Regions from separate parts of the Homo sapiens genome. Here region 2 is linked to region 1. A link is an interaction called in ENCODE POLR2A ChIA-PET data of the cell type or tissue named here. Cell type or tissue: MCF 10A. All regions are shown on one strand. Links, peaks and the distances in the headings refer to the core of each region. The heading gives the core; the rest is flanking DNA. Region 1 overlaps STXBP5-AS1 (STXBP5 antisense RNA 1). Region 2 overlaps STXBP5-AS1 (STXBP5 antisense RNA 1).

Evidence for each region. Peaks named below come from ENCODE experiments on the same cell type or tissue, not always from the same donor. Only the 100,000 strongest peaks of a DNase experiment are listed, where the experiment ranks them.
Region 2: POLR2A ChIA-PET joins it to region 1 with 6 read pairs; 7 of 35 experiments call an interaction of 5 or more read pairs at or near these places.

The regions. Positions count from the first base shown.
Region 1 is chr6:147,134,002-147,136,929 of GRCh38, forward strand. The region is part of intron 3 of STXBP5-AS1 (STXBP5 antisense RNA 1); the gene reads right to left. Among named protein-coding and RNA genes, the nearest start is that of LUADT1, 23 kb to the right of the region's middle. In MCF 10A, for the core only: no CTCF peak of the experiment used is centred there; a DNase peak (open chromatin) is centred at 1,320.
Region 2 is chr6:147,191,520-147,194,447 of GRCh38, forward strand. All of the region lies in intron 1 of STXBP5-AS1 (STXBP5 antisense RNA 1), which reads right to left. Among named protein-coding and RNA genes, the nearest start is that of STXBP5, 11 kb to the right of the region's middle. In MCF 10A, for the core only: no CTCF peak of the experiment used is centred there; no DNase peak of the experiment used is centred there.

The sequences.
Region 1 (2,928 bases), core at 115-2,614:
GATGGTAAATTGGTATGAATGTTATGGAAAACCACCATTATGGAAAACAGTATGGGAGTTTCCCTTAAAAATTAAAAACAGAACTACCCTATGATCCAGCAATCCTACTTCTGAGTATATATCCAAAGGAAATGAAATCAGGATCTTAGAGATATCTGCACCCCCCCATATCCATTGCAGCATTATTTGCAACAGTGAATAATGAAAACAACCTTAGTGTCTGTCAACATTTGAATAAAGAAAATGTGGTACATATATACAATGGAAGATTATTTAGCCTAAAAAAGTGTAATTTTATAGAATGTCATTTGCAACAATGGGGATGAACCTTGAGGGTGTTATGCTAGGTGAGATAAGCTAGACACAGAAAGACAAATACTGCATGTTCTCATTTACATGTGGAATCTGAAAAGTCAAACTCACAGTAACAAAATGTAGAATGATGGTTACCAGAGAGTTTGGGGGTGGGGAAAAGAGGAGATATTGGTCAAAGGATGCCAACTTTTAACTATAAGATGAATAAGTACCAGGGATCTACTGTACAACACAATTAGTATAGTTAATAACGTAGTGTAAACTTGAAATTTGCTAAGAGAGTAGACTCAAAAGTTCTTGCCACAGAAAGAAAACGTTAACAATGTGCAGTGATGGATATGTTACATGGGTTGATTGTGGTAATCATTTTTTAGTGTATGCATATACCAAAACATCACAATATATACCCTAATAAATGCAATTTTTGTCAATCATACCTCAATAAAACTGGGGAAAATATTGGTTCTACAACTTTTCTTACAGAGTTGCTTTAACATTCTAAAATGATTCAAACATTATATCAATTTCAGCTCAAATAAATATATTAATAATTTAATGTGTATACTGAATGGCAGTTTACATACCATACTAAATATTCATTCATTCAGCAAATATTTATTGAGCAACTATTAGGTTTCAGGTACCATGCTAAATGTTGGATGTGAAACTATAGCAAATAGTGAAATGGTCCACAAATTAAAGGAGCGTATAGTCTATAATGAGAGAAGAACATTATTCAAATGATAACATAAATAAATATAAAATAAATATAAGTATATTTATTTTATATTTATATAAATATATAAGTAAATAAATATAAAGTTCAAACAGTAAAATTCCTAAATTTCCTCATTCTGCCCCACAAAATTCAACCTTTCATCCCAGCTCAAAATCCATTGCCTCATCTTCCTCCTCCAGTCTAGACTTGGCTTCTGTCCATTCTTCCAGATGTGCTTCCTCTCTCATGTGTCTTCACCCTGCCCTCCTCTTTGGCCCTAACCACATTTGAGCTCTCATCGCGTCATGCCTTAGGTGTCTCAATAGCTCCTGGCATGACTCCCTGCTTTAGCTTCTGCCTTAAGAGTTCCTAGGGCAGATCACTATAGCCCTATATCCTGAAACACCTAAGACAAGAGAGCTTGATCACATTGCAGCTCACTCCACCCAAATACCTGTAGCCACTCTCCTTCCTTTAAACCTGAAATCTAACTCCTTAGACTGGCATTCCAAGCTTTTAAAAATCCAACCACAGTCTAACTGTTCAGTCTTGGGATCCATCACTCCTCTGCAGGTATCCCTTCCCAAGCCAAATGGATGAATCACTGGCCTGTAAGTAAGCATTTCACTTTTCCATCTCTGCTTTTATTTACTCCATGTCACCACTGAAATTCCTCATCCCTTTTCCACACCTCTCCTTCCCTTCCCTTTTAGAATTCTAAACACGCTTCTAAGTCCAACATGAATTATTGATTGGATAGTTGTACTGTTCTATTTTTTTTTGTTTGTGTGCATATGCTTTATCTCCTCTGCTAGATTGTGAGCTCCTTAAGGGAAGAGACTGTCTTCTGAATCTGCTGCAGTACAATATACATACGTGGTATTTAGTAATACCTATTGATGTCCTATCCCAGGACAATGAAAGCTTAATCAGGTAGCTTATAAGACAAATATTTGCATCGCTGATTGTGTAATTATGGCTTCCTTTGAAATTACAGATTCAGATCCTTCTGTTTCACTAAAAATCCATGGAGCAAGAAAACATAGAATAAGATTTTGCTACCTGTCTACATAGAGAAAATAATTAACTCTATGTTTGTCTGACTTTCAATGAGAACTTTCAAGCAAAGACAGTAAGAAATGAAACTAATTATTTGTATTAGTTGAGACTCTTTCTGTTGCAAACGAGAGCAATCTAACTTACAATTAGCTTAGGCAAAAATGAAAGGCAATTCATTGGCTCATGTAATTGGGAAGTCCGTGGGTAGATCTGGTTTCAATCACAGCTGGATTCAATGGAAGTCTCACTCTCCCTTTTTTTTTTTTTTGAGAGTTTACCTTATTCTTTATAGCTACAGACAAGCCATTTGTGTATGATAAAGACAAAGCTGGTGATAATTTCAACTTCATATTATACCAGATTGGCAACACCAATTAAATAAAAATCTCTCTTTCATTGTCTCTCTCCCTTCCTATCCATGGAAAAATCTCAAGGAAGACGATTGAATCCTAAACAGATCATACACCTATCTGAGAAAAAGTCACTGTGCCAGAAATAAGGGCATCTGTGAATAACTCAGCCTGGGCATGGACCCATGCCTATGGCCAGAGTGATAACCAGACACCTTAATTGACTGTGCCTCTAGATCCACATGAAATTGAGAAAAGGACCAGTTGTTTTTTCAAAACAAAATAGAAGAAATGAGAAAAAAATAATCATTTCTCCCTTTAAGTCTGGAAAACTCTTAGGGTCCTGAATCATCTAGATTCACTTTAAATTCTGAAATATTAGCTCATACATTTATCCCCAAATATTTGTTTGGCACCTACTAAGTGTCAGGCACTCTGTTAGGCACTGTGAGTGATACAAAGATTATTTCATTTGACTCCTAATAA
Region 2 (2,928 bases), core at 149-2,648, 58 kb after region 1:
ATAGGACTTTTTTGGCATTTACTGTTTGATTTCTACAGCATGTCTTACTTTCCTCCATTTTACAAAGAGATATGTGTAAATGGAGGGGTTAAATTACGTGGTAGGTGCTATGTTGGCTACACTGGAGCTAAAAGGAACTCCTGCCTTCTGGTCCAGAGTCTACTGATTCATTTTTCCTCGATCAACTGTCCTCTGCCTCAGGGATGCCACAGAGAAGAAAACCAAGTCCTTTACACATAAACGTATGGTGCCTTAGGTAGTGGTTAGAGCTAAGGGGAAAAATAAGTACAGGCAGGGGGACTGGGGTGAACATGGGAAGTGCCTATGTGTGTGTGTTGGGGGAAGGGAAATTGTATTAGTCTGTTCTTATGCTGCTAATAAAGACAAACCCAAGACAGGGTAATTTATAAAGAAAAGAGGTTTAATGGACTCACCATTCCACATGGCTGGGGAGGCCTCACAATTATGGCAGAAGGCAAAGGAGAAGCAAAGCCACGTCTTTTATGGTGGAAGGCAAGCGAGCTTGTGTAGGGTAACTCCCATTTATAAAACCATCAGATCTCGTGGGATTTATTCACTACAACAAGAACAGTATGGAGAAAACCCACCCCCATGATTTAATTATCTCCACCTGGCTCCACCCTTGACACGTGGGGATTATTACAATTCAAAGTGAGATTTGGGTGGGGGCACAGCCAAACCATATCAGAAATTACTCCTAGTTTATGAGAAAAAGTCAAGGAGTGCTATATTGATGAGGTGACATCAATGTCAGTTTCTCACATCACCAATTTGTCACAAATGGTCAAGGACGAGAAGAAAATGTGGAAATGGATCCTGCAAATATCTAGGGGAAGAGAAGTATAGGCCAGGGATTATCCAGCCCACTACCTGTTTTTGTAAATAAAGTTTCACTGGAACACAGCCAAGCACAGTTGTTTACATATTATCTACGGCTGTATTTGCACAGTTTGTGCAACACTGGCACTGTTGCAATGTGGTTGCAACTTGGGCTGTATGTGGCCCCCAAAACTGAAAATATTTACTATCTAGCTCATTAAAGAAAAGGTTTGCTTACTACTGGTTTACACAGAGGCAATAACAAATGCAAAGCCCCGAGGCTGCTTGATATCATCAAGGAACAGCAAGAAAGCAAGTGTGGCTATGTTGGGATGGGCAAGGGGAGAGGGAGAGTAGGTAAGGACAGAGTAGAGAGTGGGGACTGGATCCTATAGCACCTTTATAGGCCATTGTAAAGAACTTTGACTTTTACTTAGAGGGAGATAAGGATGCTGAGTACAGAACTGACATGACATATTTTAACTTCAGCACTCTCTTTAGAGTAGATGACATGGTTCTAGGGATGGTGGCTCAGGCCTGTAATCTCAGCCCTTTGGGAGACTTGAGGCCATGAGCTTGCACAACATAGAGAGACCTCATCTCTAGAGAAAATATAAAAATTAGCTGTGGTGGTGCATGTCTGTAGTCCCAGCTACTCAGGAGACTGAGGCAGGAGGATTGCTTAAACCCAGGTGTTCAAAGTTGCAATGAGATATAATCACACCACTGCACTCTAGAGTGAGACCCTGTCTCAAATTTAAAAAACAACAACAACAAAAACTTGACTAGGTGAAAGGGGGTTTGTTTAACATATACTGCAATCACCCATATGAAAAATGATTCTGGCCTGAACCAAAGTATGAGGGTGGAGACTGTGAGAACTTGTTGAATTCTGAAAATATTGTAAGGATAGAGCTAACAGGATTTGCCAATGGACTTAAAATAGAGGTATGTGTGTGATGGCCAGGGGTGAGAGGTGAGGAGAGCAGGTGATCAGAGGTTACTGATGTGAGCCTGAACATCTGAGAGGGTAGAATCACCATTAACAGACATAGGAAGATTTTGGGAGGTGTAAGGTATAGATTGAAGTTGGAAGTGAAGAATTTAGTTTGGACATTAAATTTTACATGGCTTTTGGATATAAGCTTCTTATATAAATGAAAAGCATACACAAATAAAATCTGGAGTTCAGGGAAGAAGTTTGAAGTAAACATACAAATTTGGGAGTCATCAATGTTTAGATAATATTTAAGTCATCTTAATATCTTAAGTCACCTAGAGAATGGTTATAGACGTTAAAGAGAATGATTTTATTAGTTATCACTTAATACATGTGACAATTTTGAGCTAGGAACTAAAGTTTGCTATGTAATCTTACAACACTTTACTTAGGTATTTGTATGCTCATTTTACACACGAGGAAATGAAAAGTGTGAAGTGACTTGTCTGACTCTACTTAGCTAGCGAAATGTTAGAGGAGGCAGTAGGCAGACATGAGCAGAGCGGGAGAGGTCCCCCCGACCCAACCTTCCTTCCAGGAATGTCAGGTAATGGGCAGGCAAATTGTTAAACTGTCTCGCTAAAATAATAATTGATTGCAGCTAGTGCTAAGGAAAGGCCATGTCCCAACAGATAGAAAACACCTGAAGATGGTGATCAGCAGCTTCCCAGTAAGATCTCAGGAGTTGGTTGAGTGGGCTCAAACATGCACACTAAGAGGCAAAATAGCAGTGTTTAAGTGGTCTATGGTATATGACGTTCCTTTAGGAACACTGAATGGTAAGGGAAAAACATCTCAGATGAGCCTGTGCACAACTTCAGTAAACACACTGAGCACGCTCACCTCCCAAGTGCTGGCAGGCCACTGTGCACGCGGACAGCCTGCCTCAGGGAAAAATCAAGAGAGGGGAGATGCAAAAGCCCAGAACCATATCAACATGTAAAAGCTCAAGTCAAAGGTCAAACCGGGCACCTGGATCTCTCAAGTTGCCTGTATGGCCCTCTTCAGATTGTTCTTTACTTCCTTTTATTCCTACTCTAAAACTTCTTTTTTTTTTTTTTTGAGACGGAGTCTCACTCTGTTGCCCA